5 separate regions of the Mus musculus genome follow, and regions 1, 3, 4 and 5 are each linked to region 2. The links are chromatin loops, found by intact Hi-C in ENCODE. Cell type or tissue: heart. All regions are shown on one strand. Links, peaks and the distances in the headings refer to the core of each region. The heading gives the core; the rest is flanking DNA.

Region 1 (6,134 bases), core at 517-5,516, 110 kb after region 2:
CTCTCCAGCCCCTAGAGGTTTTACTTTTAAGTGTTTAAACGTCAGATGGGAAACTCTGAAGGGCATATCTCACTAACCGGCTATCTTCCATAATGCGGTATGCACAGGGATTTGACCTTTAAATTTTTCTAGGACAAACTATATGTAAGTAGAATTAAAATCTAAGTTTTAGTCAAGTTAGTGATCAATGAACAATGTTCATACCAAAATACTATTTACCATGAATGGTACACATCAAGTCACTTCTAGGATGATACACTTTAAATAAAACTAGCATCTGCCAGTAGCAAAAGAGAAAAAAAAAAAAGATCACATGAAAAGCCAAGAAACTACTTCATTTCTAACGTGAAACTACTTGTTTTCAGCATCCTGTCTTCCTTCTCTATCTACATGGCTGCCAAACAGACAAGCTGGTGGCCCAACCATTGCTGAATTCATGTTATATTCATAAAGCTATATTCATAAAACATAAAGTTCGTGTTATAGTCATAAAGCAATGACTCTCCTTGCCCCTTTAATTTGTTTAATGTTTCCCTTGCAGGTTTATTAATGTGAATTTTTGCCACTGCAGTTTCTCCCACTCCTGAATTTCTTCCAGAGGTTCCACCCTATATGTCTTTTGCATACCAAGTTCCTCAGAAGCACAAAGGTAGCAGCAATTACCTAGTTATCAGTTCAGAGGCTTCAGTCTGAAGAGATGCTGACAGCAGCTGTCTCCCACCTCCCACCACCTACCCATATGAACAAACAAAATGCCACAAAAGAGGAAACATTGATATATAGCATCCTCTGTCCTTCAACTCTGAGGCTGACCTTCCTCATATAAGTGGCTTTCTGCTGCACTGGCACAACACACCAACAGGTCAGGTGCTGCAACAGGTGCTGCCGAGCGGAGTCTAGTAGTGGCTTACACTGAAGCTTCAATAATTAACACCAAACTAATTTTACTTTCAAGTTATTCTTCTCCCAAGGCCTAACTATAACCATTTTCAGTCTTTTGGGAGTCAAACTACGGAAGAGCAAAGTAGTTGTCTCTATATAAAATTCTAAAAGAACTCTTGGCCAATTTTCTGGGAAACTAGGAAGTAATACAATAAAAACAAGTTTAAAATGCCTCAATTAGGTAAACGGCAGGCAAATCAACAGTTATGACACTGACAAAGAACTTATCAATCCTTTTTCCTCCATGTGGGACACTCTAGGGAGACCTGTGAACCACCTCCCAGAGGTGTTTAAGCTCATACAATAAATGTATGAAGTACATAAAATTATAAGAAATGTATAGTGCTTGAATGTAATTATCAAAACTTAAAATATACAAATCTATGTCAGATATATCAGATACACAAATATATTTGATTCTTTTCCAACACTTTAAATAACAGTAGTACTGGATTTAATCACCAGACTTGTAAGTAAAGAGCATTATAAACACTATACTGAGGGCTGGAGAGATGGCTCAGTGGTTAAGAGCACTGACTGCTCTTCCTGAGTTCAATTCCCAGCAACCACATGGTGGCTCACAACCATCTATAATAGGATCAGATACCCTCTTCTGGTGTGCCTGAAGATAGCAACAGTGTACTCATATTAAATACATAAGTAAATAAAGGATTGCTATTCCTCTCTGGTAAAAGTTACAAATATTTAAAAAAATAAATACTACACTAAAATAACTTGAATGCATTATGAAGATCCCTAATAAGTCTTATGGAAACAGCCTCTCTGATACTGCTACATTCATAACAGAATATGTGACAAAGGATACAACTTTATCCAAGTTCACACACACTCAGGTTTAAAACCTTAAAAATAACCAAAAAAAAAGTTTATTATATATATTAGCTTAATAGTGTAGTAATCTCTCTCTCTCTCTCTCTCTCTCTCTCTCTCTCTCTCTCTCTCTCTCTCAACTTACGCAGTTCCCAAGTGAAGTGCAGAAGACAAGACTATCTTACATCTGCAGTATGCTCACTTTAAAGGCACTTACAGACGTGGTCTAATTCTCCTAACTGCCTGCCTTCTCCCCAGCCTACTTTAGTATTCCAACTCCTAACTCCTATACCTCTAAAAAGAAAGGAAGAAGTGGTTAAGAGGCTTGCCTGAAGGCATGGAACTAGTTAGTGAGGTCAGAGTCCTTCACAGCCTGGGTTTAGGTTCTGCTGGTCCTATTCGATTTTCTTCATGCAGTCCTAGGCAAGCCAGTCCCAGACAACAAAAGCTGAGAAAGCTTTCTCCTCTACCATCATCAAAGCTGTAAACTGATAGGTAATTCTAAAGATATCTAAGACGTATTCATGTGGTAGTAGTCTATGTTTTAAAGATATTTTTAAAAAAATATTTGCAAGTTGAGAAAATTTTAATTTCTAAAACAAGTGTAAAATGGTACTAAAATAACATATTATCTTGAATTTCAATTCTGACCTAAAATATTTTTTAAATATATAGTTACTAAGGTAGTCAGAAAGACAAATGAAGCATCATTTGTAAATATGTGCTAAAATGTAAGTAAGACAGCCATCTCCAGTTCAACTTCTTCATTTTACATTTAAGAAAACATTTTTTTAGGTACTGGAGAGACGGCTCAGTGGTTAAGAGACTGACTAGGTTCAATTCCCAGCAACCACATGGTGGCTCACAACCATTTGTAATGGGATCTGATGACCTCTACTGCTGTGTCTGAAGACAGGGACAGTGTACTAAGATATAAAATAAATAAATATAAAACAAACATTTTTATGCCGTTAGAAATGGGAAGAGAAAAGCAGACTCATGTAGCAGTAAAGAACCAAAGACTCAACATTGTATTCACAAATATCTCTACACCTTATATTTTTTGAGACATTAGACATTATTTAGCAGTAGCAGGGTTTTGTTGCTTTTGATGAGGATCTAGGCTATAGGTAATACTTTAGCTGTTATTTTTCAAGGACAACATTTTCTTTTCATCTTAATGTTATAAAATGGCCAAGCTAGTAAGAATCAATGAGACAACAAACACAAACATAATAAAGCTTACTATATCTTGTTCTAAAACCATTTCAGTTATTTTATTGAATTAAAGAATTAAATGTCACATTTAATAATGACTATAATTATCATGCTGCTTGTTTGAGGTACATATAGTAATCTTTCCAATATATACACTTCTACTTAAAACCAAACTAAGTTTGTATAGTTTCTTTAAATATAGAACCTAAAAAATTTAAGTATCAGTTCTCATGACATCGAAGAAAATTCAATCCATTCCCCCCTACAATGAGTGTCCAACTTTTGACACTTCAACATGGCACTGTCATCTATAGATGTGTTGGGATGCACATAGCTATCCTCAGACATATTAGCCTACAGACATAACACACTTGAAAAGACACTGTCAATTAACCCTAAGATGCTGTACAGCTTCATTGTCCATTTTATAAAGGGGGGGATTCTTTATTAAGGACAAATACATCTACTCCACCTGTCTTTTATTCAAAGATTATTAATTTACAGAAACAGGAATATTTAAAATTTTAAAAAAATAGAAAGCAAGAAATATCCAGAATTGACATCACAGAGAATTCTTTGAACTTTATACACTAATACTAATTCCAGCTGACATACTCCATAATCCCACTTAATACACTTTTAAGATATTCAGTATGGCACGTGTTTTTTTACACTGTCAACACCTCAGGATCTCTTCCATCCTAAATGCATAGTGTACCATAGTGTAACAATTGCCTGGATACATGACTGACACTTTAAAAAAAAAAGTTCAGCAAACTTTCTCTGTAAAGGGCCAGGTAAATAAACATGTTAGATTTCATAAGCCATAGTCTTATGTTGCAATCATTCAAAAAAAACTTTACTTGTAAAACCTGGCAGGAGGCTGGATTTAGTCCTGTAGAATAATTTAATAAAGCATTTTTAACAGCAATTAATGTTTTTCATATTATAATTTAAGTTCTGAACCAAGAATGTTAGCTGCATGTTCATTTAAGCATTACTAATATATGACAGATCACTTTGGCTCTTTTTCCACTTGGGGACAAAAGAATTCAATGCATTTGGTATATTACTAGGAAAATAATGGAACAAAATCAAAAGAAAACAATCTGATCAGCAATGGCAAATGTAGGAGATATAGAACATGCTACAATCCTGGCCAAGGCGAAAACCTCTTGGGAGAAGCTTCTGAAAACGAATCCTCCCCTATTCCCTTTGATACTTTGTATCAAGACAAGGTACTCAACTCATCCTACAACTAACCAAAGGAAAAAACCATCTTAGTCTAAGCTAATGGAGAAGGCCCCAGGCCAGAGTTGAGAATTTACTATTACTTTCACTCAGTGTATCTTAAATGATGTAAAGACTCAAAACCTTACAAATTCACTTGTAGCAAATCTCTTATTTAATTTCAACTTTTTAAAAGTTAAAAGAAACATTTAAGGTCCTGAAAGCCAATAATAACTAAGTTTAGAAGTAACTAAAATTTAGAGAAAAAAAAAATCCTCTAGAATATCAATTACTAGTAGTACAATTTATAAAGTTAGTTACCCCCCACTCTCAGAGAAAATACTAATGTGGTACTCCTTTGTACTGTATGTAAAACCGTACCCATGTCCACCCCACCGAGGGGACTGGATCCTATTAGGTACGCTATCACTGACCTCTATCTGCTGCCCTGTATTTATTTATTTTTTTATTTTGAGATGGAGAGCTAAATTGTCCAGACTGACCTTGAACATGCAATCCCCTGCCTCATCCAAGGGCAGCTAGGATCATAGATTTGTACCACAAGGCCCAGTTTAAAACATTCTTTCAATACAGTAGAGCTTTTGTTGTTGTTTGTTGTTTTTCTTTCAAACTGGAGGAAAGCTAATTCTCTCTGCAGAAAGGCAAAGAACTATTTCAGGTTTTGTAAGTCATATGGTTTGCCATCATGGCTCAAGAGAAGCCACAGACAAACAATCAGCATGGACAAGTTCCAATAAAACTTTTAAGTTTTTAATTTTGGGATTTTCAAAACAGGGTTTCTCCATGTAGCCTTGACCAACCTGCCCTCCCTCACCGCCTATCTTTGCCTCCCAATCCCTGTTGGGATTAAAGGTATGAAAGGCCACCACTGCCTGGCCAATAAAGCTTTATTTACAAAAATGTGAGCAGGCTGGATTTGGCCTGCTGGGTTTAACTGGCTAATACACAAAACAGTTCCCAATCTTTCCAAGTAAATTAACTTTACTACTCTATTATTTCCAATGTAGAGAAAGCATAAAGAAAAGTAGTCAGCACTGTCTGGTTATATCACTCACTAGATGTACAAATTTAGTGACAGTGTTTACATACATAAAACTTAATACATATAAATTTAGAATTATACTTAAAAGGTCAACTATAAGGAAAAAGACAAAGCTTACTCATACACAAATTTATAGCAAATACCTACTCAACAAAACTATGTTATTTAAAGGTATGGTGGCTTATACCTTTAATCTCAGCATTCTGGAGGCAGAAAACCTCAGTGCATTCCAGGCCAGCCTGGTCTACATAGCAAGGTATAGGACAGCCAAGGCTACCCTGACTCAATACAAATAAAAACAAAAATTCTAGTTATTTTAAATTGGTGAATTTGCAAGCACTGTTATACACATTGTTGTTTAGTGTGGAGAAAACCCATATAACCCCCACCTTTTCCACTAATCTGGTTACTAGCTAGAGTCTACTATTAAAGACAGAAGAAATTAATCACATAGACAACTATTCCTTTCTAAATAGTTTCCAGGTTTAAAAAAAAAATACATATAAATGCTGCTATAAATAATAAACCTGTTTCAAAAGACATTCTATGCTTATGTGTGTGTGAGATGTGTTTACAAATTTTTACTGAGAATTTGCACTATACTTTAGAAAGGAAAAAAGTAAACCTAACCACTAATCATAAACCAATGTACTTACACAATCAATACTTCTGAAAATTAGTATAGCAAATTCCATTAATTTCATGGTGTCTTAGTCAGGATTTCTATTCCTGCACAAACATCATGACCAAGAAGCAAGTTGGGGAGGAAAGGGTTTATCCAGCTTACACTTCCATGTTTCTGTTCATCACCAGAGGAAGTCAGGACTGGAACTCAAGCAGGTCAGGAGGC
Region 2 (6,134 bases), core at 807-5,806:
CAATCTAGGAGTGTGCTAGTCTATCTGAAAGCATACTTTAGGAAGGAGAGTGTCTCTCACAACCATCCTTCCTATCCGTTCTTTCTGAAGAGATCTTCTATTTCAATTCCATCCTGCAATTCCAGGTCCAGACTTGAACTCATAACTAAAATATAGATTCACTCCCCAAAACTGATAGCAAGAAGGGGCCCGACTTGCCGGATGCCCAGGGAAAGTTTACTGCTAGACAAGTAGGGTTTGACCTCCTACCTCACCGAAAGGACAGGTTCAGATTAAATTATGTTTCATTGCAATATTAGAACTTCCTCTATACCTGTGAAAATCTTCCTGTATATGCCTCTCTCCTTACCAGGAAGTACAGCTTGGGGTAAGAGGATGATGTAAATGGGGTCTCAGACAGCCTATTTAACTTAGAGCCATAGAAGCATTTTATTTTTATTAGAAATTTTCTTTCAACACTGTTTTACAAGCAAATGAACAGCCTTACCTGGTTGCTGTATAATGGAGACCATGTTAAGTTTCCATCTTTTTCTTTCATTAGCAGATAAATCTATATACTAAACTATCTCCCACAGATAACACTGTGACACTCTGCACATTTAAAACAGAATAATTCTGGATTTTAGAAGTCGTTCCGTCCCTCCCACCCTTTGCCTTTCCTTCAGGTTTCACACTACACTCACGTGACGGCACACTCCCACTCTCCCACTCTTACCCCACCCCACTGAGTGTATACCCAGATATCCAGGAGGCCTCTGAGGTTTACACTTAACAATTAACGAGTCTCTTCCTCTCCTCTCTTACCTTGCCATTCATATCACTAGTTCAGGTTTGTTCTACCATGTGAGCCTCAGCATTTGCTTCGCATTCCCTTCTGACCATCCAGTGAGTGTAGTCTTGTCTACCTACAATATGAGGTTTTCTAGATGACCTTCTAAAACCTGTCACAGATTCTCCACTGGTTAGTGGGCTACCCAGAGCCAAATAGCCATCTTTACCTCTCTCCTTTCTCTCTTCCATGCCTCCCTCTTCCCCCTTTCTGTTTTCACACAATCTATGATTCTGCTCTTCTTTTCCTCTCTAGCCTTTTTCTTTGAATCTCTGTTCCCCAGATCGCCCTGGCTGTTCATCAATGCTGTCCTTGGACACGATCTTGGTTATCTACAACTCATCAGAATACTATTCACCCGTCACAATCTGCCTCAGATTTCCCTTTGCAAACCCTTTGCTCAGGGTTTTCTTTGGGTGTTCTTATCTCCCCAGCTAAACAGCAATGTGAATATTGGGCGATTATTACATCATATTCTTAAACAGCTCCTAATTCTCGAGTCAAACTGCCTAAAGTGTAGATCCTGCGCTCTTGGTTGTCTGCTCTTGGTTATCTGCTGCCTGTAGTTCTGGTGTTGGTTCTCTCTGCAAAGGGAGGGGGGGTTATGGCAGGTTCTCCTCTACACGGGTTTTGGGGGCATTAAACAAGAAAACTCATGAAAAGAATAGTATTTGGAATTTTATAATCATCCAATAACTAGTAGCTTTTACAGCTGATATTCATCTTATCTCCAAAGTACATAACACAGTGCCCCTGATCTTCAGCTATGCTTAATCCACATTCATTGGGATTTGGCTGAGTCAACTGCAGAATAAGAAGGCTGTCCCGGCACTGCATTAAGAATGGAGAAACCTCCTGGTGTCACTAAAGTCATGTCAGAAGGCTGCTACTTACTGTTGTCTGCCAGCCAAATTCTTTCTAAGTCCCTGCCACTCTCTTAGTCCTGCTCCAGAGATCTGTAGGTTTGGCGGAGTGTACAGGGGCAGCTTTCCCAGAGTATTCTATTCTATCCTTCTTGCCAAAAAAAATCTGACCTGCTGCAGAGAGCAGATTGCTAGTCTTCCTGGGGTCTCCAAAGTGATACTAAAACTGTGGCCCACAGACGCCAACCTCCTGTCTGCAATCTTTATTGAACAGGCCCCCAAATTAGTCTGCCAAAAGTAGAGAATAGGCTAAGTAAGACACTCTGCTTTCTTAGGCTCAGAGTGTCCATGGGCATCATGTGAAGGATGCGTTCAGCTGGGACCTCCTCAATACTTAAAGTGCAAAACAGATGTAACGGGGATAGATGTGCTGCTCCACGGAGCTATGAAGGCGGGTTTCGGTTTTGTAAAACGAAAGAAACCTTAAACTATACAGTTTGAGCTTCAATAAGCATCATGAATACTAGAACATTGAGTAGCCAGGGATCCAGGCTTAAATGATCTACGTCCTATTGAAAACAATTCAGAAAAGCAAGAAACAATTCTAATAAAGGTGAAACGTGTAGCCAAAGGCGTCTTAGGCCAGCCCTGAGACAAACACATAGGGATCTTTCCTCTAACCTAAGTTGTATAAACTTTGAGAACTTCGCTAGTCTGACGATAAACTGGATCCTAATAGTTTGCTCACCTGGCTATGGTGACGATTTCATGAGATAAGTAAACTACTGATGATGGATGGCATAGTGTTCCTCCTGTTTCAGAATTAGATGCAGCCTGCAAGGGCAAGAAGTAAGGCTTTGATTTAACATTTCCATAAGCAGGTGAGTAAGAGGTGGGAGCGTTTCTGAGAAGTTGACCTAGATTGCTCTAGGTGTTGTTCACTTCTCTGAAACGGGAACGCTCAGCGCTCAGGGCTATTCACAGGTGTTCACCTCTGTGCACAGGGCTGCCTGCACCCAACCTAAAGTGATCTGTGTTCATCTCGGGTTTAACCTCAATTCCGACGTTGATTGCCATTTCCAGCAAAGCCGGTTTCCTAGCTGAAGGAAGCCCTTCCCAAAGGGTGAATCCCCTACAGCTTCATTTGTTTAAATTCCTTTAGTGGTCTTTATTACGCAGGGTGTGGTGTTTTGTTTGCCCCCACCCCCCATTTCAAGGTATTAATGATAAGTCAACAAACAAGTAACATGCCCCTAGAAAGCAACACTTGGATTTCTTTGGCTGCCCCGGGCATGATCTGGGCTGGTGCAAGGTGGAGATGTTGTGGCCAGCACAAGAGGCGCCGTCAGGGTCAAGGGTGGGACCAGAGTTCTTGCTGGGGAGAGGACTAGGGACCCTACCTAGGGTTGGGCCGGGAGGGGAATGCACGGGCAGGGAGGAGGCTCGGGTAGAGCCCGACAGGTCCCAGCAGCTCCCCTCACCCCTCCCCAAGCCTCCCGGGTTTCCCCCCCTGGCTTAGGGTTTCCTGTTTCAGTTCTCGGCGTTCTCCAGCAGCAGGTGCTGGTTTGCCAAGCTCCGCTCCAGTGGCAGCGAAGGAAGTCAAGAGAGCGGAGGGGAGGAACGCGGTACGCAGTGGCTGCAGCGGCTTGGGGCGGGCGGGCGGGTAAGCGGGCGAGCAAGGCAGAGAGCGAGGAGCGCGGCGGCGGGCGGCGGAGCCCCGGGGCGCCTGAGAGCCGCGGCCCTGGCGTGCAGTCCGCCGGGCGTGCGGGCGAGGCGGCGGCATGGGGGAGCGTCCCGCTCGGCCCGAGCCCTAGCGGCGGCCGCGGCGGCCCGGCGCTAAGGCGAGAGGCGGCCGCCTGGCGGAGGGGGCCCGGGGCCGGCCCGGCTTCCAGAGCATGCCGTGATGGCTGCGGAGAAGACATTGCAGGTGGGTGGCACGGAGGCCCGCGGGGTGTGAGGAGGGTCGGGATGGCCGCGCTAGTCTTTCCTCGCCGCCCTCAGTGCGGTGTGCTCCCGAGCGAGAGGCGCGGGAGGCCCGCGGGGCAGGGGAGGCCGCGCCCGAGAGCGGAGCTCAGGATCCGCCGGAGCCGGAGCCAGAGCGGCCACGCTCAGGGAACTCCAGGCCCAGGCGGCTCCGACCCCCGAGGTCGAGTGGCGCAGCGCCCGCCGCCCCGAACACTGAGCGGGAAAGCCGAGCGCATCCTGCCCGCGGGCGGCGCCAGCCCCCGTGGGGAATTCGACGAGGGGAGGCCGGGCCCGGAGGCCTAGAACGCCGGTCCAGTAGCTCCAGCCCGCCCGAGGGCCAGGGCCAGCGAACATGGAGGCGGGCCCGGGCGCCGCCGAGGGAAACGGACCCACGGCTGTGATCCTGCCGCTCGGACCCTCGCGCGCTCGTGGGGTGAGGCATCACCCGGCATCTCTATCCAGCCCCAGCCATTCGCTTTCATTAGCCATCTCTCCGCCCGTCCTCTGGCGAGTCCTAGGGAAACCAACCTTTCACCCTTCGCCTGATCCCCGTCCTCACCCTCCTGCCCAAAGCCCGCGCCCATTTCAGCTGGGCTCATTTTTAACTCCCTGTGAGCTACAAGGTGTTACTTAACTTGGAGAAATGAATCCCGCTTTTCCTCCCTACACTGTTTTATCATCCTTTATTGTCCCTGAAAATCCTTACAAACAGCGGTTGCTTCCAAGCACTGATTACTCCGGGTCTCCTGCTGCTTTGGGTATCCGTTAACACTGGGGGTTTGTGTTCTCAGTTTTGTGATAAAGAGATGAAGCCGTAATCCACATTTAGGGAAAGTTCTCCTATTGGTTGCAGGACTGTCTTGGAGTATCTCCAGCTCCATCAGACGCTTATTGATTCAGATTTTTTTTTTTAACCGCCTTAGAATAGATGAAGAGATAATTGGGCCTAAGCGTTGTATATTTAGAAATCTGAGAAAGTTGTACAGTTCTTCACTCATTGCCTTATTGAGATTTTCGTCTCTACTTCAAATATAAACAGAAACCAGGAGACAGACGTACCTCACTTTTTTTTTTTTTTTTTTGACTTTCCAAGACCCATTTAAAAAGACTACAGCTAGAAGCAGTGGGACACATGCCTGTGATCCCAGCCCTGGGCTAGTGCAACGGGATCCTAAGTGTGAGGCCAGCCAGGGCTGGAGAAGAGGATGTATCAAACAAAGTCATGGGTACAAGGGCATAACCTAAGTTTATGTAGTCTCTCACATGTATAAGCAATTGATTTTACTTACAGTTTCTTAAATCTTGGTAGTCTCTGACTTCTGAATAGATGGCCCAAGCCCAAGCCCAAGCCCATGCATTTTTCAGACATTTCCTTCTGTTCTTGCACATCAGCAATGTAAATCTATTCACTTGATGGCACCATAAAGATGTCAAAAATAACCTGTTTGATTGAATCTGAATTTATGACTTGAAATATTTGAATATTTTTCTTGAAGAGTTGCTTTTACTTTCATAGTAAGTTGCAATTCTTCTAGTATATGACCATTAAGAAGAGTAAACATGCCTTTATCCCAACATTTGGGAGGCAGAAGCAGGCAGATCTCTTGAATTCCAGGCCAGCTTGGTGTCTATTGCAAGTTCTAGGTTAGTCAGGGCTATAATGGTTGCACCCTTGTCTCCAAAACAAAAGAGGAAACATTATAAACAAATGAGCATTTTCTTTTCTCTTTGCTATGTGGGCTTGAATTGGGGACCTACTGCAGCCAGGGTTCTGAGCACTGACTTGGATCCCATAATCAGGTGATTAACAACAAAGAGATCAATATTTTTTTTAACTTCTATTTAACCATGAAAGTCTAATGGAACTATTTTGGTGCAATGGAAAATAGAAACTTGGAATGTTTGCGTGCTGGGGGTGGTGGTGGGGGGCTTTTATTACTCACTTCCTTTTACCACCTTTTAAAATGATCACAACAAAAATATCCTGTTTTATATTTGGGGCCTCTCTGGAGACATCTTAATCAGTTACAACTGCCAAATTGGACCCCAAGTGGTTAATATAAAATTATCTTTAAAACGTTTTTTTCTAGTCCAAAATTGAATTACCTTGTTACTCTAGACGAGTTCCATGGTTCTTGCATTTAACTACTGCCGATATCTAAAAGTGTTGCTGTCAGTATATGCTTGGTGATTTGCTTTCTACGTGTAGAAGAGTTGTAATTCTTTTGCATTTTGATTTGAAGTTTTTAAAGAAAAAAAGATGTTGGCTGAATTGTTTTAGAAATATTTTTAATGTTAGAATGTACAATTATAAACTGATCTGCCAGTTGTTGCTCATTTAAAGTTGGTATACTCCTGTTTCATTGGTAAATAATAATTTAGGTATAGCGTAAGAGCCCTAACCTCTGGAGGACTTCTTACTAACAGATAGACCATAATGCTGAATGGAAATCTCTTAAGCACTGTAAGCGAAGAAG
Region 3 (6,134 bases), core at 614-5,613, 210 kb after region 2:
TTCATTGGAGGACAGAGCTATAAAGTGTCATTTCAGAAGCAGAGACTAGGCTCTCACTGCATACCAACCTGCTGGCATCTTGAATTTGGACTACCCAGTCTCCAAATGTGTGAGGACTGAAGAGGGCATTTGAACCCTTAGAACTAATATTAGAGGCTGTTGTTAGCTATCCAACATGGGTGCTAGGAACCAAATTCAGGTCCACTGTAAGAGTAGCATGTATTTTTAGCTATCTGGGTTATCTCTCAAGATGCCACATTTTTGTTCTTTATAGTTTTTCAACATATATGTAAAATCATAAATGCTAATGGGATTTCATGCAGTGCTTTTTTATATATGATATATGCACACACATGTGTACATAAATATGCATACTGTAACACTTAAGTCAGTCCTGGTATGCTGTTTCATAGTGAGGTGGCTATAGATAACAATTTTCCACTGTACATTTCAAAAAGCTAGAAGGATTTTACAGTCCTCATCGTAAGAATGATGAATGTCTGAGGAGATATGTTCAGGATGACTTACAGGTGTTTTGTCTACATATATGTCTGCACACTAGAAGAGGGCATTGGATCCCATGAGACTACATTTATAGACAGTTGCAAGCCACTATGTAGGTACTGGGAATTGAACTTGGGACCTCTGGAAGAGCAGCCAGTGCTGTTAACTGCCATCTCTCCAGCCTCCAATTTAGGCTTATTTAGTTTAATCTGTTCTTTATAATTTACCCAATTGGTGTTGGTTTTTGTAACAGCAAGAATATTAAAATACTAGTGGGTTTGACATGAGTAAAACATGGAGGGGTGGCACTTTATAGACGAGGCGACCCATGGGCAAAAGCAAGTCTGCAATGATTCCATGTTGCTTTATCTATGTTCACAGCCAGCATGTTTTTCACTTCTTCTGGAATTCTGCTGAATGTCCATATCTTCAATCCTTAGCGTGACCTCACCTGCCTTTCAAAGTCTGGAGAACAATTCCCACCCTTGATCTCTATGAAGATGCTTCATGAATTCTAATGCTGATATTGAGTTACCTGGGAACACCAGCTTATTCTAAATGCCTAGTTAAAGCCTTGATATATTGGACTATTAAGATAAAACTACTCAACTACCTTATACACACCCTGCCAAGCAAAGCTTGTTCTTCTACAGGAGGACTGAGATGGAATGCATGCCTTGCCCAGTTCTCCTATGGTTGAATCATCTGATGAAGTTTTAGGTTTTGGGTTTAGGACTGAAAAACAACAAAAGCCTTCTCATCAGGATTTCTTCACCCCTTTCTAACCCGAGTTTTAAACATGATGTTAGCCCAAAGACTAAGGTAATCATGTCTACACCCTGCAGGTTCAATATCCATATGTCCTCTAGAGAGACTTTATACAGGTAGACTATCTCTTTAAATATTCATTTTAAAAGTATTTATTTTCTTGAGGTGTGCATGTGTATTCATGGGGTCAGAATGAGCATGTTCTGGGCATGCATGAGCTACCTGACTATGGGTGCTAAAAACGGAATTCTGCTCCTCTGGACGAGCGGCAAATGTCCTTAACACCTGACCAGTTTTGCACCTCTTAAGTATTACTTTTTAAATATTTTTATTTAAAAATATGTGTGTGTAGGTACGTGTATGCCACATGTCAGTGGGTGCCTGTGGAGGCCCGAGGGCAGAGGATTACTGTGAAACTTGGAGTTACAGTTTTAAGTTGGGAGCCAACTGCAGTGGGTGCTGAGAAACCAAATAAGATCCTGTGCAAGCTCAAGAAGTACTCTAACTGGTGAGCCGTGTGCTCAGCCTCTTGAGAATACCCTTTCTCCTCCCAAATGTATGTGTCTGCCTGAATCTATATCTAATGTGTACCATGTGCATGCCTGGTGTCCGAGGGGCCAGGAGAAAGTTTTGGATCCCCCGGAACTGGAGTTACAGAGAGTTGTGAGCAGCTCTATGGTTTCTGAGTCTTGAACCCAGGCTCTCTGCAAGGGCAACACACATTCTTTACCCCTAGCTACGTCTCCAGCCTCAGCTTGAATATTTAAGTAGTCTTTTACTGTCTTCAGTTCGCTTGCAACATGTGCTTCTGTCCTTCAGCACCTTATCAGGAATGCTCAAGATGATGTATGTATTGCTCATGGTCTGTGACGCAGTTCCTTGCCCTAATTCACCTAACCTCCAGAGTGGCCCTGAGTGTGAGCTTATCCGCAGTCATGGAAACTCTTATCCTCCAAGAGTAATTTATCCAAGGTCTCTGATCAACATAGGACTTAGGTTTGGAGGTTGCGTATCTGACCACAAAAACTCTTTCAAAAATGTACTAGCAATGACAACGTGCGCGTTTTAAAAGTCGGCTTTCTAGTTTTGAAGTCTGTTGAATAGTTACTCATTTAAGAAAAGTTTCCTGTTAACTTCTCAGGATTTTATATATTCAGTTTGTCAGTTCAGGCTGACCGTTATTACCTGCTTTCTTCAGCAGCCCTAAATAGCAAATTATTGATTATGAGATAGTTTATGCTTTTACCTATGCATGTCTCTCTTCATAAAAATGCCTATTGGCATTTTAAAACTTTGTATAACTCTCTGCTGTCCTGTGTAGGAAAAACCTAGGTCCCTTTTGCTGTAACTTGTATTCTAAAGTGTTGGAAACTGTGATAATTTGCTTTGTTTTTGAGGGTCTATGGCAAAAGGCAAAAGTTAATCTGGTGGCTTTTTGGTCAGTCCTTGATGAGTAATTGCTCCAGAGCGCAGAGCTGACTGCAGAAAAAGTTCAAGGTGAACTCTTAACCAGATCCCTGGAACAGTGCTCGGCCCCGCCCCGCGAAGGCGTGGCAGCGGCGAGGCGGGGCGCAGCCGCGGGTTATAGGACACGCAGGGCGCTCGCGGGAGTGTAGCCCTCTCGCAGCCGGACACGCGGGACCTACCCGACCCTCAGCACTGCGCAGGACTCCGCGGGACCCGGAACCTTCCGACAGGGTTATGGCGGCCGCTCCGGGCGCCCGACTCCTGCGCGCGGCCTGCGCCTCCGTCCCTTTCCGCGGCCTTGACCGCTGTCGGCTGCTGGTCTGCGGGACCGGAGCGGGAACTGCCATCTCTCCGTGGACCCCGAGTCCCCGCCTGCATGCAGAGGCCGGGCCCGGCCGGCCGCTGAGCGTGTCTGCGCGCGCGCGGAGCAGGTGAGGCGCGGCGGCAGCGGCGATGGGTCCCTCATCCCGCGGCCTGCGTTTCCGCCCGCGACTCCCTTCCGCCTCGCCTCTCGGTTGCTGGCCCCGCGCCGGAGAGCTCTTCCCGTGACCCTAGTCTTCTGGGCCTGGCTCGGGCGGTGTGGGGCGCTGGCTTTGGGGCTTCCTCGGTGGGTTGTCCTTGTCGACTTCGCCATTGGGGTTGCTTTGTGTTGGCCCTTTGTGCTGACTTCAGGTAGGGTAGGGTTTACACCCGCCCTGTTGACCCAGGGTAACAGTGTAGCCCTTATAGGATGATTTAAGGGATAAACGACCCCGTGAAGGTAACATTGCTCGTGCACCTGATTGAAAGTGAGGGCTCAGTAGGCAGCTGCCTCTTAGCAACAGTTCTGGGGGTCATAGTGTAGAGAATTCTGTGGTGAATGTTGAGAGAGAGAGAGAGAGATGAGAGATTCCCACCACCACCACCATGGGTGGAGATACTGGGTATATTTGTTCTCAAAAGCACGGTCCCCTTAGATTTACTAAAGACGAGATTTACTTACAGGTTTCTAAGTGTAGGGACAAGGTGAGAATCATATAATGTCAATGTCAATGCAAAACACATCTGTTACTTCAAAGGGAAGATGAAAGTTTCTTCAAAGTGAAACAAGAGTGGTTTTGGTCTGGAAACACAGATTAAGGTTTCCCTGGATTGTATGTTACTCGGTGGAAGAACTTAGCTCAACTTTTGTAGTCACAGTCCCAAAGAAAGTCACAAATCAATGTACTTGCCAAATATATTGCTGGGACACCAAGTGGATCACAGGATTATATAAAGCTAACTTACATAGATAGCATTTGGATCGGAAGCCGAATAATATGTTCCAAACGTCTTTACCTGGTAAACATGAAGCTCAGAAATAGTGTCTGGTGATACGTGGCCATTAAAGGCCTTCACTCAAGGTAACTTTGGCTGTCTCTAGATCTGTGGCAATCACCTCTTCACAACACAAATGTTTGTGCCTGGTGTATCAGTCTGCAAAATAGTCAACGCAGATACGGCTTCTTCAGAAAACTTATATTTATAGCAGGAACAAGAATGTGTGTACATACATTTGTGCATACAAATACATTTGTACATACAGATATTTTGCATGACGTGAGAGGGAAATTGTTAGGACCATTCAGTCCTAGTTCTCCTGGCCCCTCCAACCATTCACCCATGGATGCCTTAATTTCTGTGGCAGGTGCTTTCTGGATTTAAGCTGTGACATACATTGTACATAATCAGTGTGACTACTATTTAAGGGAACACACATGCGTTTGCAAACTGGTTCCCACGATTTTGTCATTAGGTTTTGGATTCTTTGCTTCTTGACAGAGCTTAAATAAGTTTTCCAGCTCGTATTATCCAGACCTTTGCTGTTAACACAGCAGCTCCCAGGCATATGTGGTTATTGAACATTAAGACAAGTGAAGCTAAAAAGTATTTAAGCTTCGGGCTTACAGTCATTTCAAGTACTTAGTGCATGGGGAGTGCCTGTTGTGCTTGGCTTTGCCAGTGCAGGACATTCCTGTTAAGTACACACTTGTATTTGGACAGCAATTCTAGGAACTGAGTTTTAAATTCCACATTTATGTAAGTTCTCAGTAAGTGAGTATTGAAAGCTTTTGTTCCCAAGTACTCTGATATTTTGTAGCAATTTGATCACAAAGGGCTTTCTTTCACTGTGCTTTTAAGACAATCCCAAGAAGTATATAGGTAGGTTAGTGGGCGTTTTCCATATTAAGCAGCTGGCAAAACCAGACCTAGACCTTGAGTAGGTTTTGTGCTGCACAGCAGGTGTCAGTCTTTCTTCTTGTATTGCTGCGGATGGAGGCAGGACCCTCTTGCGTGTCAGACGTGTGAGATACTGCAGTGCTACAGCTGGCAGCTCTGTGGTTCTTACTTCATGAGTCATTTCAGAGAGCAAAGGTGATGAGGGAAGAAGGGAGCCACAGGCTGCCCCTTTTCCCTTGCTAGTGCCCCAGGCTATGTAGTGAAAGGGTAACTGCTGCTATACTTTACTGCAGTGATTCTCACCCTGAGGGTTGAGACCCCTTTGTGGGGTAAAATAACTCTTTCACAGAGGTGGCCTAAGACCACTGGAAAACAGATATTTACATTTCATAACAGTAGCACAATTACAGTTATGAAGTAGCTGTGTAAATAATTTTATGTTTGGGGGGTTCACCACATCACGAGGAAATGTATTAAAGGGCCACAGCATTAGGGAAGTCGAGAAACACTGCTTTTCTCCACGAAGCCTGGAGACCTACAGGACTATGGCCTTGTTAATGTGTCTGCTGGGGTTGAGCAGAACAAGTGGCTATTTAATTGGTGAATATGGTTTAGAAGAATTACGTTTATTGCACTACTTGAAATATTACCTAGCTCTTAGAAAGGGCTGTGTGTATGTGGCAGAGGCTGGGCTGGGGTGGGAAGGTCTGTACAATTGACTAATCAGTTGTTGAGAGTAGACAGAAGTTAACTCTAGTCAAATACATGTGTATAGTGTTTTAAGGAATAAAAACACTCTGTTTTAACTGTTTCTCTCAGTTTGTTAAATTATAAACAGTTTATCCTAAGGATGTAGCTCAGTTAGTAGAGTGCTTGTGTAGTGTGTGTGAAGCCGTTTGATCTCTGACACCACATAAATTGGGTGTGGTGACATACTTGTAATTCTAGCACTTGGGAGATGGAAGCAGGAGGATCCAAGTTCAAGGCCATCCTTGGCTATTGGAGTAGTGGAACTTAGCCTGAAATAAGTAGGAATCTGTAAAACAAACAAACAAAATACTTTAATGCTTTAATCAATAGAGTCACTATTCTGTTTTACCTGCGTATTGAAGTGGTTTCCATGGTCACTTCTGTAAAAGTGCTGTTAGAAGTGAGACCAGAAGCTGTTTTTTCCTGGCTCTTAAGTTCTCTGCTCT
Region 4 (6,134 bases), core at 761-5,760, 180 kb after region 2:
GGCTCTGTCACTCATGAACCTTGAACAAATATTTACAGTTTCTAAACCTCAGTTTTCTGAGCCTTAAAATGACCATAATCATAGTACTCAGCATACAGGACAAATTTTGATTATTTAAAATTATTCTTTAACACTGACCCAATCATGTAGAAAGGGCCTTGTTACAGGTCAACATTCATTATTGACATCTGTACATAATTACAGAACAGGGGCTCTAGAGACAGTTCAGCAGCTAAAAACACTGGCTGCTCTCCCAGAAGACCTGCATTTGAGTCCCAGCACCCAAGTGGCAGCTCACAAGTCTATAACTCCAGTCCCAAGGGATCTGATGCCCTCTGCTGGCCCCTACGGTCATTGCATGCACATGGAGGCAAATCACATGTACACATGAAAAAAAAAAGGAAAAAGTTTTTTTGTTTTGTTTTTTTCTTTTCTTTTCTTTTCTTTTTAAGATTTTTTTATTATGTATACAGCGTTCTGCCTGCATGTATGCCTGCAGGCCATAAGAGGGCACCAGATATCATTATAGATGATTGTGAGTCACCATGTGGTTGCTGGGAATCAAACTCAGGACCTCTGGAAGAGCAGCCAGTGCCCTTAACCAATGAGCCATCTCTCCAGCCCAGAAAAAAAGTTTTAATGACAACAATTCTGTAGCTGACATGTAATCCACTCATCTTAAGACATCAGTGAAGTTCTGAGGAATATTCATTACTTTCTGGTTCAATCTGGTTGGTCTTTTTGGGTACCTTATCATTGCAGGCCAACACACAGGACAGCAGCTCCCACGTCATGCACTTCTCAGGGTGGAGTTCTGTGAAGAACATTCATGTTGCTATTTACCACCACCAGTGCTCAGCTCTACAGTTATTTCTACCTTGCAAAACTGAAACTCTATACCTTTAAAACTGAATTTCCCCATTTTCTCCTTCCTCTCAGCTCCAGGCAACTTATATTCTATTGTCTATTTGTGGAAGTCTGTCTGCTTTTTAGACTTGATTTGTGCAGAATTTTATGGTATTTTTTTCCTTAGTGACTGGCTTAATGTCTAAAGACTCTTATAGCAACTGTGAGAATCTCTTCCCTTTTGAAGACTAAATACTTTTCCACTTTGTACACCTACCACACTTTGTTCATCTATTTCTCTATCTGTTCACACTTGGTTGCTTCCATCTTTAGGCTATTATGGATAATTCTATTAATATTAGTGTGTAAATATCCATTATCCATTCAGATATACTTTCCTGTCTTGGTGTATATACCCTGAGGTAGAACTGCATTATACAGCATGGGATTTTTTAAATTCTTACTCTTTTTTTCTTAGTGTTCTATGATACCACTGTTTGGGAGATTTACACACCAGGTATCATTTGATTTGTCCTTAGTTTCACAGGTAAACATGCTGATACATCTCTTCAAAAAGCAGAAACAGATCTCCTTCCTTCCTTCCTTCCTTCCTTTCTTTCTTTCTTTCCTTTTTTCTTTTTTTTGGGTTTTTCGTTTTTGGCCTTTTGAGACAGGGTTTCTCTGTGTAGCCCTGGCTGTCCTGGAACTCACTCTGTAGACCAGGCTGGCCTTGAACTCAGAAATCTGCCTGCCTCTGCCTCCCAAGTGCTGGGATTAAAGGCGTTCGCCACCACGCCCAGCCAGATCTCTTTTCTTAAGCCTAGCACACAGCCAAGCTGACCTGTGCACTGTAATGACACAGCAGGATCTGCTCAATTTCTCCCAAGACCCTCCCAGTGACAAGAGGACTCTTCTGCGGCCTTGGTTTTAGAGATACCCTTTCTGTTAGCTACCAGGAGTAGTTCTGTAAGAACTTACCCTCATTGACTCTGTCAGTGAGAGAATGAGAGGCTCTGACTTCTCCGTACCATGCACTTCCATTAAGCAGGTGTGCAAGTAACGTGGGCAAGGCAACTGGAGTACAATTGCACACAAGTCTTGGTCCCCTGGGCCTAAGCAGGCTAAAGTGGCACAGATTAGGACTACAATAAACAAGTCTGCAGGAAATACCTTTCACACTGTAGGAAATTTGGAAGAACCCAGAGCAAAACAAGCGACCCCTTCTTTGGTCTACCATGCAAACAAGCATTGTCAGTTTGGTAAATACCCTCCCATTGGCTTTATAACCACCGGGATTGCTAGCCTCTTGGTCTGTCTTGACTTTCTTTTTATGACAGTAGGACTTGGGATAGTACAACAGAAATATATTTCTGGACCATGTGTTTCATTAATGAATACTTAGCATTCCAAGGATTTTTTTTTCTTTCCCTTGTGAGAGGGAAAAACAAAACAAGATATGAAAACACTCTGTTGATCTGGTCCTAAGGGCAAGCCAGCTGGATTGCACACACAGAAAATACAGTTGCTGCCACCTAAAGGAAACATGCTGAAAGTAAGAGAGTTGGTTTTTAAAAATAATTTTAAAATGTATTCTTTGATCATCTCATGTATTATGACCACACACACCCTTCCCTCTTCCCCTAACTCCTGTCAGATTTTCTTTTTTTTTTTTTAAATAACCTGCTGAGTCCAATTAATGTTCCCAGTCTAGGCATGAGTGTAGGACCAACCACAGGATCATGGGCAACTGCCAGAGGCCACACCCCTAAAGGAATCTGACCCTCTGTCACTTCAAGGCAGCCATCAGCTATCAGGGGCTCCTCAGCCAGGGTTGGGGGGTCTGTGTGCCTGCCGCCCCCCCCCGCCCCCCCATCTGCTGAACTGTTGGCTGATGATGAGCAGGCAGCCACAGCCACCCTGAGTTCATAGTGCCAAGGTCATGTTTAGAAGACACTTGTTTTGGTTTGGTTTTTTTTTCTTTTACCAAGGTTCTTTTTTAAAAAGTTCCTTTAAAATTTTTATTTTAATAGTATACTCACTAACATAGACTTTTAACTGACAAAATAGCATGCAGTGAAATATGAGACCATGCCTGTCCTGCCTTCCCCTCCACAGCCTCCTTCTCAAGGCCAATCAATCTCTATGAGCAGTTTCTTGGGTGTTTGACTATGCGGCCCCCTGCTGGTGGTACTGTTTTATGACTTTGTGGTCCCTTTGACCATGGGGTCAGGCAAGTTGACAGAGGTCATTGGTAGCAGGCCCTTGAAGCCGATACCAGCTTTGAGTTTCAGCTGTAGCTCTCTTGACTTTCTGTCTACTGTAGTGGCCAGTATGACCAGCTACCAGCTTCTACTGTAGTGGCCACTGTGACCAGCTACCAGCTTCCACAGCCATAGCCTGACGTGCTCCTGCTGCCAAGCTTTCTCCACCATAGTGACCTATAGTCCCGGGAAACCAGGAGCAAAAATGCGACTTTCTTCCCTTGAGTTACTGCTGTCAGAAGTCTGCCACAGCCAGAGGAAAGCCCCTGGTGCACTGAGTCTCTTGTGTTTGTCTGTGCTTTGTTTTCATTATCTGGGCATATACCATGCCAGCATATTGGGATGATTGATTTGAAGAGTGTTTATTTACATCATATCCTGTTTAACTAAGATGTGACGAACCAGTCTTTTTGGTTATTGCTGTCTGTCTGTTTCGAGGTATAGTCTCACTGTGTAGCCCAGGTTGACTTCAAGCTTGTGATTCTCCCATCTCAGTCTCTTTGAGTGCTGGAAATATAAATGAATAGCACTATGCCTCACTCAAATATTTATGTTATCTCCATTTTCCAACTTCTTCTCCAGTGATAAATATAATGAAGTCCTTTGTACATGATCTTTGCATATGTGTATAGGCTATGATTCTAGAATGAAAATTATTGAGATTTTTTAAATTTCTTTTCCCACTCCAGCTCTCCCTCACTTCTCTTCCCCCTATTTTCCAGAACAGTTATGAAATATTCATTCAGTTTAAAAGCTGGAGAGATGGCTCAGTCGATAAGAACACTTGCTGCTCTTCCAGAGGACCAGTGTTTAGTTCCCAGCACCTACATTGGGTATCTCACAGCTGTCTATAATTCTAGTCTCAGGTATCTCACCCCTCTGGCCTCTAGGGACTCCTGCAGTCCAGGAGTCACCCTCACGGGGACAGCCACATGTATACACACACACACACACATACATATAATTAAAAAGAATACAAATAAATCTTAAGAAAATCTAATGACATCTATCTGCTGTTATTCACCACTGATGCATGCAATCATATCTTCTTTATACAGAGTCTGCTTAGCCTGACATTGGTAATTGTTAATCTTCTAATCTAGGATAAAGAGATATGGAGACGATGGTCAGTAGGTACATAGCCACAGTTAGACAGGAGGAATCAAGTTTTACTTTTAAAATGTTGAAATATTACAAAGCCTGGTGAATAATGAGAAAACATCAAATGCTCTTACCGCAAGAAATAAGGCATTTGAGATGCTAATTATAGGGGGTTTAATGGTTGGTTCCTCATTGTGTTTTTAAGTCATAATGTTACTTAAATTTGTTGATTTGGTTTTTATTACCTATGTGTCTTGCATGTATGCCATGTGAGTTCAGGAGCCCACTGAGGCTGGAAGAGGGCATTGGATTCTCTAGAACTGGACAAACCAGGTCTTAAGCCTTATGATTTGTGTGCTGGTAACTAAATATGGATCCTCTGAAGAGCAGCAAGTGCTTTTAGGAGCCAAGCCATGTCTCCAGCACCACATAACATCATTGTGTACCCAATAAATACATGCAACTATAACATCAATTTACAATGATAAAAATAGAAAAATTAAAACGAGGGATGTCTATTCCCTCCCCACTTAATAGTTTATTAGGGTTTTTGTTTTGTTTTGTTTTTGTGTTTGTTTTTTGAGACAGGGTTTCTCTGTATAGCCCTGGCTGTCCTGGAATTCACTTTGTAGACCAGGCTGGCCTCGAACTCAGAAATCCGCCTGCCTCTGCCTCCCGAGTGCTGGGATTAAAGGCATGCACCACCACGCCTGGCTTATTAGTTTTATTATATTATTTTACAATCACCTCTTCCCCCAAGAAATTCAACATTTGGCAAATTATTCATCATAGTTTTCCCTCAAATTTGGCAACACATGAAGTAAATATCATTTCTACTTTTCTCCCTAAACATCTTCATTATACATTTCTACTGTCTTCTGGGAATATTGCTTGCTAGATATGATAGACATTTCTGCGGCAAGATACATTTCTCTCAGAATTTTGAGAATGTGTAATTCTGTACTGGTATTGAAGAGTTTGGTGCCAGTGAGATTGATTATCCTCAAGTAGCATGTGATCTGTTTTTATTATTGTTGTTTGTTTGTTTGTTTGTTTGTTTTTTCTGGAACTTTTGAGGATCCTCTGAGATCTGAAATCTTAGGGTGGCATGCTGTAGAGCATGCAGCAGACATGGAGCTTCATGAAGTACATCTTCCCTCTGAAGTACAGAGATGCTGTACAAAAGCCTGTCTGTTCTGTGTGGTGCTTCTTAGCTCTTGCTCCAGGAAGAAGCTTGTGACTAGTTCTTTCCAATAGAAAGTATATGGGCAGAACTGATATATACAATACAAGTTCAAGTGGTAGGACTTGGACTGGAGGTAAGCACCAGGGATGCCCCTAGCTCTTGGCACAGCATTGACTTGGTTGTGTCTGTACATTCACCCTGTCTTCTGTTTCAGCCCGGTGCCTCATTACTCATCTACTTGGTGACTATATTTGGCCTCTGTTGACAACTGACCATGTCTTCACACCCTCTGGTTGCTATTATCTCTGCTAAATTGCTTTTCACCCATTAATTTGCCATCTTCTAATAATTGTCAAAATCTTTTTCTATTTCCTCTCTGTATTTATGAATCTTCCATTCTTTAACTGTTGCTTGGAGGAGCTTGGGTGGCTAGGGGAGCATGTTAATTGACCTGAGCTGTTGTGACAAATAAATATAGAAGTAGTGGCTTAAAGCAACAGCAAGTTAGGCCTGGAAAGATGAGTCGGTGGTTAAGAACACTGAGATGGGTTGGCTGCAAATGGCCCCTGGAGGCTCACATACATGGACTCTTGGTCCCCAGCTGATGGATCTGTTTGGAAAGCAGAGAGAAGTGTCGTCTTGTTGGAGGAAATGTGTCACCACTTGAAGTTTCCATTCCCAGTGAGTTCTTGATCTGGTTGCTGCTGTAGACCAGATGTAAGGTCTCAGCTACTGTTCCC
Region 5 (6,134 bases), core at 689-5,688, 120 kb after region 2:
CCCATAGATAAGAATAGGGTATGCTCATCCTTGCAGGAACACTACCTGCCACATTCTATACACAAGGCAATTACTATGAAAAATGGGCCATGGACAGGACTGCAGAGTTTTGGGCATGAAGACAAGCCTTTTACTCTATGACTTTACATATTTCTGGGTGTTATAACTTTACCAATGTAGTACATGATTTTTTATAATTTTTAATGATTTAAAATATACATCCATAAAAATACTAAGAAACACATAGAAACTTAATGAATGCGACAGAGAGGATAGCTGTAAAACACACGAGAGATAGAAAAGAATAACTCTCTGAGGTCAGACTGGATGAGCTTCCTATTGGAGTCTGAAGTCAGGGCTTTCCCAGAACACCCTCTAGTGACTCCTATGGTCTAGAAACTTAAAATAACCTTATAGAGCAGCAACTTAAGCCAGCTCCCAATTCGGGATGTCAACAGGGTAGAGTAGTACCAGCCAACTTTTGATTTGCAGGGAGCCCAAGTCATTCAAGAGTGATTTCCTATTTCCCAGATTGCAGCAATAAGAGACCCAAGCTATCCAAGAAGAGTGACTTAATCTCCCAGGCTGCACCAATAACAGAAAACTGTTGCCTATACCCTACAGATATGCTTTAACAACACAGCTCAGCCTTCTCTACCTCAATGGAACAATATTTTAAAAGCCCTGGTCCTTAGGGAAAAAAGTTAAGATTTGCCACCCTGTTTTTAAATGGCTCAATTTAAAGTGTGTTAAGTTTTAAGTGAAAACTCTGAACTCTCATCATCACTCAACATTTCAGATCTACTATACTAGACTGCACATAATTTTATATTAAGAGATTGAAAAAGTGAAAATAAGTCTTCCAACCAGTCACCAGAGATTAAAAACCAGTTAATAAAAATACATTCTGCTCTTGGGAATGGTGAAGCAAGGAACAAAACTCAGTTGGTGCACCTATCTCCCATCCCCCCTACCCCCAACTACTAACAGCTACTAAGAGAAGGAGACAGCAAACCTGTTGTCCCCACCCATTACACAGAAATGCTGCAATGAAGCTGTGTAATTACCCAGGTAATCATAATCCCCACAAAATTAAGATTCATGTGTTTTTTCCACACAGCAAAATCTATTAAATCTACTCTACAAACATCTCTTGAGCCCCTCCTCCATTCTCTCCCGTGTGAAGCTACAGATGAGCAAATGAGTTTGTAGGGCCCACAGAGGGCAACTCCTCCTCACGCAGACAAGCTAAAGACTTCCTAATGACTACCCGAGTAATGTTCCAAAATACAGTTTTCAAAGGGATCTATGCAATGAAAGCCACTGTGGTTCTTTTCACAGCATACTGACAATCTGAAAAGGAGTCTGCATTTTGTCATATTTGAAGAAATTATTATTATGAAAGATAAAGTACACACTGGTGCAAGTGACAGAATTCTAAAGATTAAAAAAAAGCCCGCAATCCTAAACATTAGGCTCTCTTTTCAGATCTGATGGGGCAGTTTTGGCAAGCAGATTAAGCCATTATTTATGCAGCAAAATGAACAAGGCAATTGTTTATTCTGTGCTTCGTCACAGTCTTATAAGTATTCTATTAAAAAAAAAAAGATGCTCGGTCAACAATAGATTGCAGTGTCCAAGTATTCTTTTATCACATAAACCCTTGTTATCTTCGGCTTTTACATTTACATCATGCAAATCTTGGTGCCTCCGCACAGCCAACCGGGCATCTCCCTCACACCTCTTTTTACAAAATCTCAACTGTACTTTAAAAAAAAAAATTATAAACTTGACCTCTTAAAACACATTTCCAATGAATAACCACTCTTCTGGGGAGGGAGGAAAAAAAAACAAAACCACCCAGAATCCTGGCAACGTTTACAGAAACATCTGTGTAGGAACGGACTATTCAACTGAAATAACGCACTACTCCCTTTCAAACTTGGCTGGGCGATGGGAGTTTGGGAGCCCCGAAAGGCAGAAAAGCTGAGTTTCCTGGTGGGGTCTGCTCACTGTGCGCCAGGCGACTCCGCGGTGCGGGCAAGCCGGGGGGCCCGGAGGGCGCGGGCCGTGACTGCAGCCCCAGGTAAGGGCGGCCGGGAGCCCGGGCCTGGCCTCGCGGGCTTGCGCGGCGGGACCCGGCAACGCGACGGCCTTTCCGCGGCTCGCGCGTCCGCACGCTCTCTAGTAATCCAACACCCCGACTTTCAAACGGGAGGCCGGGGGAGAAGTTCTAGCCTCGCGGTCCCCGTCCCCGGGTTGCGAGAGAGCGTGCGACCTACGCTCCATGCGGCCCCCGAGGGCGCGCCGACCCGAGCCCCGGGCCCAGTCCACGGCGGCGGGAACCCGCACCGCCCGACGCACGGGGCGGCCAGGCCGACGGCGGACGGCGCGGCGGGAGACTCCGGGTAAGTGGCGTGGCTCAGCCGTTAACGACCACGGCGCCTCTAGGGCGGCCAGGCGCGAGTCCGTCTGTGAGGCGCGCCAGGCCCCGGGCCGCGGCGCCACAGCCCGGCAACTTCTGGCCGCCACCTCAGCGCCTCGGCGGGGAGAGCGGCCCCCGGGGCCTGGGACGGGGGAGCGCGCCGAGCAGGGCTTACCCCGAAAATGAGTGGCTCCTTCCCTGCCCGCCGCCGGCTGGCTGAGGCGCGGCTCGGCGGGGGCGTCGTGGCTGGCGGCGAACGAGCGGAGAGTCGGCGGTGCGAGCCCTGAGCCGCCTGAGAGAAGACGCGCCGCAGCCGCCGCAGACAGCTCGGCAATATGGCCGCCCGGCGCCTCCTCGGGGGGGAAGGCGGGGCCGCCCTGCGCCCCCTCCTCCCGCGGGCCGCCAGTGGCGGGGCGAGGCCGGGGCTCGAGCGCCAACCCCGCGAGCGTGTCTCCCGGCCGCCCCGGGCGGAATCGAGTGGGCCTCAGCCGGGGGTTGGGGGGAGAATACGCGCTGCGGGGCCTTCGCGAAGCTTTCCCCGCGGGACGAGGACGCCGCGGGCCAGCCCGAGTCCGAAGCCCGCAGTGAACGAAGCGGAGCCGCGCGGCCCGAAGCTCGCCGCGCGCCCGCCGCCTGCCCCCGCCCCGCGAGTGGAAACTTGAAACTCCCGCTGGTGCCAGGGAACTCACGGAGGGCGTTTCCAGCGCCCCCGAGGTGGAGCTGTTCCCGGGAGGAGGGGGGATCCCCTCGGCAGCCGCTCCAGGGTGCAGTTCGGTGCTAGGCTGCAGGATCCCGGGCTAGGAGAGGGAAGTGGGCCCAGTGTTTACAACAAAAAGAACATTAATGTGTGCAGGTTTTTAACCAGCTAGAAAGGCTGGTTGGTTTTAAATTTTGCAGTGTTTTTAACTTCCCTCAAAACGCCAGTGGGTATGACCCTATAATGCGATCAGGTTTTTTGTTCTTGTTGTTAGCAGGGATACTCCTTCCTTGGCGGTTAGAAGGAGTAGGCTGAGAAAGGAAAAAAAAAGTTGGAAGTAGGGCCCAAAGAGCAGCCAAACCTAAATTATTCTAGACTTGGAAAAAGTTACCAGTCTGACCATAGTCTCACTGTATCCACTCGCTAGAGAGAGAGACCGAGGCTGCGTTCTGGTGGGGTTACCTCGGTGCTGCCTGCCCTCAGTACTTTCTGCTGGGATTTAGAGTAACACTTGGTGCCACTTGTACACACAGCAATGGTTCAATCCTTACCTGCCTACCGCGTTCCGTTTACTCAATACCTCTTTCGTAAACGAACTGTCAATACAAATATAACGCGAATGTACGTAATTCTTACAGGACAAATACGCCATCTTTAGGGAAGCCTTAGACTTGCCTTTCCTGAGACAGTAGCTCTTCCAGGGACTCTGCAGATCCTTTCTCTGAGCTTCCTCCTCAGTGAGCTACCACCTTCACCCTCAAGAGACCTCACTAAACAATTAAAAAGCCCCCAGAGACTCCAGGTTAATCTCAGAAGTCTTTAGATTGCAAATTCCTCAAGGATGGGAACCAGCTGTGTGCTTTGTAGCCAAAACAGGTTTAGGTGGTTCTCTGAGACCACCAACTGAATACTTGTGGACCCTCTCCCCACGGGTGCAACAAAGATAGGGACAGTAAAAATGTCATGGGAGTCCCAAGTAGTACACTAATCAAACTAAAGTCGGAAGTCGGTGGTACACTTTGCAACTGAAAACGAAGCATTCATTCGTGGTCTTATGTTCAGAACAGTGAAGTGCTTTCACATGACTGCCTTGTTTAATGATTACAACAACCCTGGGCTCAAGGTAAAAGCTATTATTGGCATTAAAAGAAGCTAATGAATAAAGGGGAGCTTCAAAAAAGTTAGTTGTCAGTATAACCTGGCTAGGAAATGGCAGAGCCATGGCCAACCCCAAAGGCATGTTTGACTCAAAAGTCTGAATCTAAGAGCTCTGATCTTATCCTATGTCCTGCAGTAGCAGATGCAACCCAAGTTGTAGCATTTCAGTTGCCATCATATTCGTAAATATTTAAGTAAAAGATAGTATTCAAGCTGCTAAGATAAAAAGGGTACTCTCAAACATTGTGGATGGGAAAATGGAAACAGAGACAAATATTTAAAAAGCAGTTTGGTGGGAGAGTCAGTCGTTCAGAGGGTCCACAGCTCAGAACACATCTGAAGAAAATACTCTGGAATAGACTAAAAACTCCATCACAGTAATACCTATTAGATACAAAATCAAAGAGGAAACACACATACCGTTGCTTTATTTTGATCTTCACATCAGATATTAGCACTTTTAAATGAAGTATTGAATATTCAATCAAAATATCCCAAAGCCTTCAATGCTGTGGTGTTGGTATGTGTGCCTCCTGGTGCTGAGAACTGAATTTCCTTGCTGAGCACCTAAATGCTCTTCCACTACCCAAAGCCTAATCCCAAACAGTTCAGCTTCAGGGGAGGAAAGAACCATACGTACTTCCTAAAACAGTCTTGTTCTTGAAAGATACCTGATATTATTCAATAGATGTCAAGATATATTTTTAAATAGCATATAAGATGTTTTAAAATCATAGTCAGGTTTAGTGGCACACATCTTTAATGCAAACACTTGGGATGTAGAAGCAGAGTTCAAGGCTAGCCTGGTCTACAGAGTGAGTTCCAGGATATCCAGAGCTATATACTGATACCCTGTCTCTAAAGAAAAATGTAAAATGAGATATTGCCAAAATGTCTATGCTACACTCTTACTAGACTTGCCACAGTATGTTTGCTCATTGTCACTTCTGGAATTCCAACTATAATTTAATCTGGAATTTTAAAGCATTAGTCTCAGTAGCACACGCAAAAGTACTTCCTGAAATGAAGAAAATGTATTTATTAAATGAAGAAAATAATTTATAGATGAAGGGTTTTTGTTGTTGTTTTATTTTGCTTGTCTTGTTTTAGAGACAAAGCTCTAGGCCTCTTGCTAGTTTAAGTGAGGCTGGGATCCTGCGTCTGTTTAGGTGGTGAGGAAAGCCAACAGTGCTGTGTAATATGGCTGTAATAAAAGTTTACACACAGTGTCCAGGGAGACACAGAAGAGAGCAATTCACTCTGAGAGAACTTCCCAGAGGAGGTGAGAGGAAAGTGGTAGGTAGAAGTTGCCTCAGAGAAGCCAGGAAAGGCAGCAGCATGTGATTGATGTCCTGGGGTGGGTGGGGTGGGGAGTGAGGGTTAGAAAGGTAAATTGAGCAGTACAGGATTTTTCCTTTCTAAGACATAGGCATTGAAAAGAGGAATGCCACGTGGGAGTGACCACCTCTATCTAATTGGATTTCAGGCCCACTCCAAGAGATGGACCCTATCCCTGACACTGCTTGTATGACCAAGAGCTGACACCAGAAAGGACCTAGGGGACAGCAAATACTACTGTTCTGCTAAAGGAATGTAGCTACAAAATTACTCTTATTTTCTACTATACCCATAGATCTTGCTATACCCATAGATCCGTGTCTTGCTCAGCCATCACCAGATGGGTTTCCTCCTGTAGTAGATGGGAACAAATACAGGCATCACAGCAAGACAATGTGCAGAGAGAGACCTAAATGCATGTATGTCTCCATCAGAGTCTTCCCCTCAGGGCTCAGGGAACCGTTTAGAGGAGAAAGTAGAAAGATTGAAAGAGCCAGAGAGGCCTTCTAGACACAG

What was found. Hi-C counts contacts between places; a loop is a spot of excess contacts. Peaks named below come from ENCODE experiments on the same cell type or tissue, not always from the same donor. Only the 100,000 strongest peaks of a DNase experiment are listed, where the experiment ranks them.
Region 1: it touches region 2 in a loop (2.7-fold over the local background); 11 of 42 quality-filtered maps call a loop at or near these places.
Region 3: it touches region 2 in a loop (2.7-fold over the local background); 3 of 42 quality-filtered maps call a loop at or near these places.
Region 4: a loop joins it to region 2, with 2.1 times the contacts of the local background. A loop is called at or near these places in 2 of 42 quality-filtered maps.
Region 5: a loop joins it to region 2, with 4 times the contacts of the local background. A loop is called at or near these places in 11 of 42 quality-filtered maps.

Annotation. Positions count from the first base shown.
Region 1 is chr9:52,051,358-52,057,491 of GRCm38, reverse strand. All of the region lies in intron 1 of Rdx (radixin), which reads right to left. Among named protein-coding and RNA genes, the nearest start is that of Rdx, 6.5 kb to the right of the region's middle. In heart, for the core only: a CTCF peak has its summit at 2,621; no DNase peak of the experiment used is centred there; H3K4me3 peaks cover 558 bases.
Region 2 is chr9:52,165,987-52,172,120 of GRCm38, reverse strand. It overlaps a transcript of Zc3h12c not described here. Among named protein-coding and RNA genes, the nearest start is that of Zc3h12c, 20 kb to the right of the region's middle. In heart, for the core only: CTCF peaks have their summits at 1,661 and 3,236; DNase peaks (open chromatin) are centred at 3,240 and 3,970; H3K4me3 peaks cover 2,317 bases; H3K27ac peaks cover 1,750 bases.
Region 3 is chr9:51,960,307-51,966,440 of GRCm38, reverse strand. Fdx1 (ferredoxin 1) reads left to right here and starts at 2,839. Exons shown (of 4, transcript NM_007996.2): 1 at 2,839-3,170. The coding sequence starts at 2,974. In heart, for the core only: no CTCF peak of the experiment used is centred there; DNase peaks (open chromatin) are centred at 2,860 and 3,270; H3K4me3 peaks cover 1,925 bases; H3K27ac peaks cover 1,535 bases.
Region 4 is chr9:51,987,912-51,994,045 of GRCm38, reverse strand. No RefSeq gene overlaps it. Among named protein-coding and RNA genes, the nearest start is that of Fdx1, 27 kb to the right of the region's middle. In heart, for the core only: CTCF peaks have their summits at 2,384 and 3,029 (motif pointing left); no DNase peak of the experiment used is centred there.
Region 5 is chr9:52,044,899-52,051,032 of GRCm38, reverse strand. It overlaps Rdx (radixin), which reads right to left and starts at 3,092. Exons shown (of 14, transcript NM_009041.3): 1 at 2,601-3,092. It also overlaps the pseudogene Gm6981. In heart, for the core only: a CTCF peak has its summit at 3,155; DNase peaks (open chromatin) are centred at 2,262, 2,842 and 2,962; H3K4me3 peaks cover 3,538 bases; H3K27ac peaks cover 3,208 bases.